Regions from separate parts of the Homo sapiens genome. Here region 2 is linked to region 1. A link is an interaction called in ENCODE POLR2A ChIA-PET data of the cell type or tissue named here. Cell type or tissue: A673. All regions are shown on one strand. Each heading gives the region's core, and the rest is flanking DNA. Links, peaks and the distances in the headings are about the cores only.

Region 1 (4,397 bases), core at 287-4,286:
AGGCAGGAGAATCACTTGAATCTGGGAGGTGGAGGTTGCAGTGAGCCAAGAAGGCACCACTGCACTCCAGCCTGGATGACAGAGTGAGACCCTGTCTCAAAAAAAAAAAAAAAACAACATGAATCCATGTGGAGTACAATGCAACATGTACTTGCATGAGTAAGAGGAAACATAATACAGTGTCTCATTCTTAGCATATGCCGTATACCAACAAGCCAACCACTGAGCCCGTGATGTACTCAGTGCTGGTTCTTGTGTTTAAGGGCCTCTGAGGCTGCAGCGGCATTTGAGGTTGTACCTTCCTCCAGGGGCTGCACACGTGAAGCAGAGCCTAGTTGCTGTCCATGACCTAGACAGCAGGTGTTCAGAGGGCTAGTGGGTGTTGGGGTGGTGGTTGCCTGGAAGGGCGGGAAGGATCTTGATTGGCTGAGGACACTGAGGGCTGGGAGACTGTACGAGCAAATGTTGGTAGTGGCTTGGCCTTGGTAGAGGGTTGGTCCTGGGACAGAGACAAGTATGAGGTGCAGCATAGAGACAACAAAAGTGGATCCAGATTACAGAAGGCTCCCATGGGGGAGTCACACGGTTTACATCCATGTGGCCAGCGAGTGCTGCCCAAACTTGCTGTGTTAGTTCTACCCCCACAATACGTCCAAAATCCAACTACCTCTTTCCTACCATTCTGTTCCAAGCCAGCTTCACTTCCTACCTGGATTAAGGTTACAGTTTACCTCTATCCTTGCCTACACAGAGCAGCCAAACTGATCCTTTACAAAGATGAAGCATGTCAGCCAGGCACGGTGGCTCACACCTGTAATCCCAGCACTTTGGGAGACTGGGATGGGCAGATTATGAGGTCAGGAAATTGAGACCATCCTGGCTAACATGATGAAGCCCCGTCTCTACTAAAATACAAAAAATTAACCAGGCGTGGTGGCACATGCCTGTAGTCCCAGCTACTCGGGAGGCTGAGGCAGGAGAATCGCTTGAACCGGGGAAGCAGAGGTTGCAGTGAGCCGAGATTGTGCCACTGCACTCCAACCTGGGCAACAGAGCAAGACTCCATCTCAAAAATAAATGAATGAATAAATAAATATAAATAAAACAATGGAGCATGTCATGTAACTGCTTTGCTCAAAACTTTGCAATGGCTCCCGCCTCCCCGAGAGCAACAGCTAGATCCTTAGAATGCCCTCCTTCTCACCAGCCTGCATCATCGGGCCCCATCACTCTCACTCTCAGCTCCATCTCCCTCCTCTTCCCCTTGCTCACTTTGCCCCAGTCACTCTGGCCTCCTGGCTGTTCCTAGAGCAGGTGGTCCTGCCTCAGAGCCTCTGCACCTGCTGTTCCCTCACTCTAGAAAGCTTCCCCCAGCAAGCTCAAAGTCAAAGTCATCTCTCTAAGGCCTTTCCTGAGCATGCAATTTAAACCTGCACCCTCCCGGCACTCCCCTTCCCCTTTCCCCACTTAATCTCCCTCTAGAGTACCAATTACCTTTTAAAATAGCATTCAACCGATTTATTTATTTTGCTTATCTGTCTCATCTAAAATGTAGGCTCCAAAAGCATACGGATTTTTTTTTTCTGCTTTCTCAGAATGTAATGTCAGGCAAACTCTTCCTCTGGAAGAGTTCCCATTAATAAGTGTTGAAGAAATGAGGGAAATTTGAAAAAATTCCCATTAGATCACCACAATAATAGTTGCTACAGGCAAGATCCTTTGATGGATTCTAAATTTAGTAGACAGAAGTATAAGCAGAAATAGACCATTTGCATAGTCTTGAAGTACTCTCCTCCACCCCCTACAAAAATATTTAGGAAATACAAAGGGAAAATTGTAACTTTACAGTGAACCATCCTTGCAGAAACCACTTCAACAAAGTGATCACGGTTAACATCAGCCATGAGATAAAGTGGCATCATGGAACCCCTGACATGACGCCTGGAAAGGGCACATTCTCTCTGTGATGTCCTTCCAATAATGCAGCTCCTCGACACAATCCTGAGAAGACACCAAACAAACACAAATGGAGGAGCAGGCTACAAAATAACTAACTAGTCCCCTAAACCGTCAGCAAGTGCAGGAGAGTAAGGACACGTGACTTCTAAATGCACTGTGGAATCCCAGATGGAATCCTACAACAGAAAAAAAGACTTGACTAGGAAAAAATGGTAAAATCCAAATCAAGTCTGCCATTTATAGTATTGTACCAAGATGATTCTCTTAATTTTGATGACTATTCCACGGTTGTGTAAGACTGACATAAGGGGAAGCGGGTTAGAGGGTATAAGAGAGTTCACTCTACTATTTTTGCAACTTCTCTGTAGATCTAAAATTACCTCAAAGCAAAACATTTTGAAAAAAAATCATCAGAGGTAACTGCAAATTTGTCAATCTTCTTTCACAGAACTTTATACTTCTCAGCAGAGAGGAGGGAAAATCAGTCTAGGAGATATCATTATTAAACTTGGAATTTGGAAGAAGGGTCTGCCAGTTAGTTGCTCAAGTAACAAACCTGGTGTCCTTTCCTTTTTTTTTTTTTTTTTTTAAAAAAAAAAGGTCTCACTCTGTCGCCCAGGCTGGAGTGCAGTGGCACAATCACAGCTCACTGCAGCCTTGACCTCCTAAGAACAAGTGATCCTCCCACCTCAGCCTCTCGGGACCACAGCTGAGCACCACCAGCTGGGACCACAGCTGGGCACCACCACACCCTGCTAATTCTTCATTTTTTTTGTAGAGATGGAGTTTCCCTATGTTGTCCAGGCTGCTCTCAAACTCCTGGGCTCAAGCCATCCTCCCGCCGTGGCCTCCCAAAGTGCTGGGACCACAGGCACGAGCCACCACAACCCACTCAGTGTCGTCTCTGGACCCCTCTTTCTCCATCATGGTCCAATCCAGTCACCAAGACTTGTCGGTTCTCTTAATCTCTTGAATCCCTCCTGCTCTCCTGCTCTCCAGCCCCACCAGCACCTCGGAGGCCGGCCTTTCTCTTCTCATCTGGGTTACTTCTGGAGCCTCCTCTGGAATAAGGGGAAAATAGTGAAACTCTAGAGAAGGGCGCTCTTTGCAGACCTGGAAAGGTTCTTCCTTGCAAATGAACGGCATGGAGTTACCTCAAAACCAGGGAGAGGGAAAACCAATGTACGTGACATGGAAACCAGGGTAAAAAAACTGCCTCAAACCTACCAACAAGTGAAAGGAAAAATCTACAAAACTCAAAAGCCCGTCTTGGTCATTCTACACAATCTTTATTCTGTGAGAGAAAGCAGTGGCCCCCACTCAGGATATCAAAGACTGAGGTCCCACGTTATCTCCAGGTTTTACTCAAAGAACTCTGCATATTTGGGTATTATTTTTATCTCTCCCTTTCGTTTATTGTCTCAGGGTAAACACTTGTGATTCATAAATGCCTTAAGAGTGAATCAGTATTCTCCTGTTCAAACCAATAGAGGCCACATCAAACAATAACCTACAAGGTATTATTAATCATTAAATAGGCATATATATGAGCACTCAGGCAAGGGAGCCATTTTTCTTCTCTTGTTTGTTTGTTTGAAGGAAATTAACAAAGTACAAACCTTGATTTTGACCTATTCAGAAAAAAAGCATTTTTTTAACCATTAAAAACTTAGTTAAATTCAAGGCTAAAAGGGCAAATATTTCACGTGGGAAAGTGCTCCTTCGTTCAGGAGACTTCCTTCAGCCATTAAACTATGGTCTGGACTTCAAACTGTAGTAGTTACTTTTTCCATAAGCACACACCATCAAAAAATGAACATTCTCAACCATGGCTGGTAGAAGCAAGAGTCCATTGTAGAATTTCTATGCCGCGGCCACACCTGGGTGCAAACTGACAGGTGGGCAAGCCCAGAGCACATCTGCTCTACGGAAGAAGAAGAAACCAAGTCATGTCAAATACACTGTAAGCACAGGCGTCACGGGACCTCCCTCTCCTTCTCCCTGCCCCTATACACACTAAGGGAGGTCCTCTAGCCTCAAAAATGGGGGTTCCTCCCTCTAAGGATGGTAGATCAATGGTATCACCCCTCACAGATATGGAGGTGCTAAAACATGAATGATTTTTCAATAATATTTCTTCTCCCTGTCCCTCAGGAAGCATCTCTGCTCACACCACGACTGAATGGACACGTGAATCTAGCACATACAGTCGGAGGCCCGCAGAACCGGGATGGTCATGTATCCCAGCCTATGCCAGTTGTCCCAGCATCAGTGTTACTAGCATTATCTTCCACTCTCAAAAGTGTTCCAGTTTGAACCCTAAATGATATGGTCACCTCCACAGAACTGGAGCAGGGAGGGTCTTGGGTGTTCATCTTTCCCACCAATCTTATCTCCTACAAGTGAGATGGGTGTCCAGGGAGGATCTGCCCAGGTTT
Region 2 (4,397 bases), core at 232-4,231, 130 kb before region 1:
AACCAGAAAGCACTCTGTCCCCTCAGCCAAGCCCATGTTCCTGAGAGCACTGTTTGCAGTTACAATAGGGCACTCAGTTAACAGGGACAATTCACCATGCACCTGAGAGGGGTTGGCATCTGAAACCAAGGCATGCCCATTCCCTGGCAATCCACTGGCATGTCTTTCTCCTGTTCAAGCCCCTCCATGCGTGAGGCTCATCCTCTTGGTTCTTGAGATCCTATTTCTTTTTTATTTTTATTTTTGAGACGGAGTCTGGCTCTGTCGCCCAGGCTGGAGTGCAGTGGCGCGATCTCGGCTCATTGCAAGCCCCACCTCCTGGCTTCACGCCATTCTCCTGCCTCCACGCCATTCTCCTGCCTCAGCCTCCAGAGTAGCTGGGACTACAGACGCCCAACACCACCCCCGGCTAATTTTTTTGCATTTTTTAGTAGAGACAGGGTTTCACCGTGTTAGCCAGGATAGGATGGTCTCGATCTCCTGACCTCGTGATCCACCCGCCTCAGCCTCCCAAAGTGCTGGGATTACACGCGTGAGCCACCACGCCCAGCCTTGAGATCCTATTTCTATACTGTAGTAGAGCCTCTCGCAGTTCACTTCCATCTTGCCGGGACCCACTCTTCGCCCTCTGTAGCCCTAGAAACTCCACAGCCTTTTGCAATGACTCTGAAACTGACCCACCACAGGGGGAGTTCCTAAAGTCTTTGAGGAAGTCATTAACCATCTTCTTTGTATTTTTTTACTCCAATGTGTCCAATTTCTCCTTTGCCATTTTTCCAGGAATATGGTTGCCCTGTCCTCCATTAAGAATTCTCTTTCATGCAGCAATTTGAGGACTCTCCGAGCCTTATGGTCTAATACTGCGGCAAATGTTCCACAGTGATGTCCTGTTCCCTGCAGGGCCTGCCTCATGGATCCACTATGGACTTTCCAATCACACACAGTTAAAGACTGTAACTAGAGGCCGGGGGCAGTGGCTCACACCTGTAATCCCTGCACTTTGGAAGGCCAAGGCAGGCAGATCACCTGAGATCAGGAGTCCGAGACCAGCCTAGTCAACATAGTGAAACCCTGTCTCTACTAAAAATACAAACATTAGCCAGGCGTGGTGGTGGTGCCCGTAATCCCAGCTACTCAGGAGGCTGAGGCAGGGAGAATAGCTTGAACCCAGGAGGTGGAGGTTGCAGTGAGCAGAGATCGCGCTTTGCACTCTAGCTTGACCGACAGAGTGCAAATAAATAAATAAATAAATAAATAAATAATAAATAAAAATGAAAGACTGTAACTAGAGCTTTCTGATCTCACATAATTAGGGGCTACAGCTAGGTTAGTTGAATGGTATAGAATGGAGCATGCATTTTGGCATCAGCAAAACTGGATCTAAGTTTTGATGCTGTTGCTTTGCTGGCTATTGACCCTGAGCAAATTGCTTAACTCTTCTAAGCTTCATCTGTAAAATCAAGATAATACCCATCTGAAGGGAGTTGTTGGAGTCTACTTTTTAAAAAAAATAGGTTGAAGTTTCTGTGATGAATTCTTCTTGGACATCTTATGAATGGACTTCCAAAAAAGGCTTTACTCTTTCAATGTTTTTAGAAATCTGTAGTACCCAGGAAAAACATACAAAACAGAGACAAAACAGAGAAAACATACAAAACAGAGAATATATTTTCAGAAATGTATTTCTGAAAAAAATATATGGTCTAAAGAGTCAAGTCGTTCCTGCCACTTTAGAATTACAGAAAGTAAAAAAAGGGAGGGAGGGAGGGAGGGAGGGAGGAAGGAAGGAAGGAAGGAAACTCTACATTTGGGCTGACCTCCCATGACTGTGCCACAGAGGTTTTCTCACTCTTGCATTAACATCAGACCATGTGCATCTTCCTGCCAGCAGCATCGTCTGGTTTGGCAGGACTGCAAATCTGTTTCAGCACAAAGGATCCGCTTAATGGAAAGCAAGCGTGCTGCAGGAAAAAAAAGAAAGAAAAAAAAAAACGGCACTCACATTTCCTTGTGCACTCTTTATCAAAGGAACAAATGGCACAATAACCCAACATAACCAAGGCTGTAGTTGAAGAAACTGCCTTTTACCTCTGGGACTAATCTTTCTTCTAAGGTGGCCATGGATGGTGTGGCATCAAAAGGCATGCAGGTGACTTAGAATGGTTTTTAAAACCTTTAGCAGTGCCTCTGGAGCCCACAATAGAAAAAATACCAACACTTCCATTTTTAAATGGTTAAAAACGTAAACAGATAATTCAGAGAAAAAGGAATAAAAAGTTGCCAGTAAATATATTAAAATGTTTAAGTTCACTAATGATCAAAGACATCTGTAAAAGTAAAACCAGAGCTCCATACACTCTAGTTGAATTTGTAAATATTGAAAAATACAATTAATGTTAGTGTAGGTATGACAAATCCAGCATTCTCTGCTGACAAGACTAGAAAGGATAAACCTTTCTGACAGCAATTTGGCAATAATTTTAGACATTTTATACCCTTTGGATAGTAATTTAAATTCTTCCAATACATCAAAGAAAAATAATCAGATACATAAGCATGGTGACATGTAGACATAACTATAAAAAATCCTCATTACAGTAATGTTTATAATAGTGAAAAAATTGACCACAACCTAAATGTCTAATAAGGAAATTGGCAAATAAAGGATGGTTCATCAATATGATAGAATATTATATAGACATTTAAATTAAGTTTTCAAAATTTGTAACGGTATGGGAAAATGGGGTATAAAACGTTGCAAGCAGACTATTCCAAATTAGGTAAATAAAGGCATAGATAAAAGAAGGTTAAAATGAAATATACTAAAAAATCAGCAGATGTCATCTCTGGAGGGTGAAATTATAGGTAAATTTGTACTTGTCTGTATTTCCAAACTTTTGAAATTGGGCATATATAGCTTTTATCATTATGTGCTCTACTCACTACCATGTTATCCCAGCATTCTAGCAGGTGGTAGGGTGACTTACGGCTGGACACTTAGCAGTCCACTCTGCATGCTGGACAATGTGAAGAATGCGCGTACCATAAGCAATCCCAGACCTCAAGGGGTGTAACACATACAGAGATAAACGATGCTAATACTCATCTTAAGGGAGTTGTCGGAGTCTGTTGTGGAGGCTGCTGGCGGGGCCGACCTGACCTACCGTAACTTCCCCGTTCAGCTGCTGAATGTTGGCTGCTGGCAGCTCACAGCTGAGTCCCTCTCCAGGTAATATATAACTCCAAGGCTATATATAATTATGATCTGCACAGAGCCTTGAACATAGTAGGTACACAATAAACCAATTTCAGTAACAGATGAACAAAATAAGCAGTAAATGCTACTACAATATGACGGACAAGAATCCTATGTCCTGGAGGAGAGAAAAGAACACAGTTCAGGGAAGGGTCCATAGAGTGGCTGGTACTTTCATTGGAGCTTAAAGGAGAGGCTAACTGTGTGCATGTGTGGAGGAGAGGGGAGGAGAGGATCTATGGTAGACATAGGTATTTCTCATGGGCAGACCAGAGATACTTACTGTGACTTCATTGGCATGGTAGTGTCTATGTGCTCATTTCAAGCCATGTTAGAGCCTCCCTAAATGTTTATCTTTTTGCTGCAGCAGCAAGAAACAAATGGAGGCACAGGACTGTTGGGCCACACAGCAAGTAGCATTTGCTGTTCAAGGCAAGAAAAATGGCCTCTGCATGTCCATCCCTTGGTCATGATTTCATCTGAGTGCTGACTGTGGTGGATTCTGAGGAGCTAGTCTTACTGAATCCCCCTCATGGATGCCACACTTTACATGTAGCCAGCACTTCCAGATACAGCCTCTTGCTTAATCTCCTACCATCCCATGTAGTCTTCTCAGTTTACAGTAAGAAAATGGAGGCTGACTGGAGTGAAAGGGAAGTTTAAACTCACAACTGTCTAGTGATAAAAACCAAAGCTTCAGTTTAGTCTAGTGCTTTTCCCCTAATGCAAGATTAAGCTGTGATACCATCCTGGAAAACTACTCTTCTCAAAAAATGTTGCCTATCTCCTCCTTTTTACATTAAAATAAACAAATGAACCCGTCCAATCCTGTGCACATCTCTCTTGTTTTGAGGTCACTGTGTACTTCAGCATTTTGGGGTGTCAGATAATAACACAAGTAAAATATAAAAACGTGGTAGTTAAGGATTTTCAAAAGGAGTGATCAGAATTCACTCCATACATATATTAATGGTCCTTAGTCAATTCCCCTTTACTTCCACCAAATTTCCATAGAAATCTGTGAGACAGAAAAGATTAAGAGTTATTGACAGAGAACTGCAACATAACCTGAGTGGGTTTGTCTGGACACCAAAGTCTACTCTGAGCTTCTGGATCTCTAGGGGAAAATCAACAAGTATTT

Evidence for each region. Peaks named below come from ENCODE experiments on the same cell type or tissue, not always from the same donor. Only the 100,000 strongest peaks of a DNase experiment are listed, where the experiment ranks them.
Region 2: POLR2A ChIA-PET joins it to region 1 with 9 read pairs; 12 of 35 experiments call an interaction of 5 or more read pairs at or near these places.

The regions. Positions count from the first base shown.
Region 1 is chr3:194,118,710-194,123,106 of GRCh38, forward strand. LOC102724877 reads left to right here. Exons shown (of 6, transcript XR_002959666.2): 6 at 4,114-4,397. Among named protein-coding and RNA genes, the nearest start is that of HES1, 15 kb to the right of the region's middle. In A673, for the core only: no CTCF peak of the experiment used is centred there; no DNase peak of the experiment used is centred there.
Region 2 is chr3:193,985,476-193,989,872 of GRCh38, forward strand. The region is part of intron 1 of LINC02026 (long intergenic non-protein coding RNA 2026); the gene reads right to left. Among named protein-coding and RNA genes, the nearest start is that of LINC02026, 16 kb to the right of the region's middle. In A673, for the core only: no CTCF peak of the experiment used is centred there; a DNase peak (open chromatin) is centred at 1,896.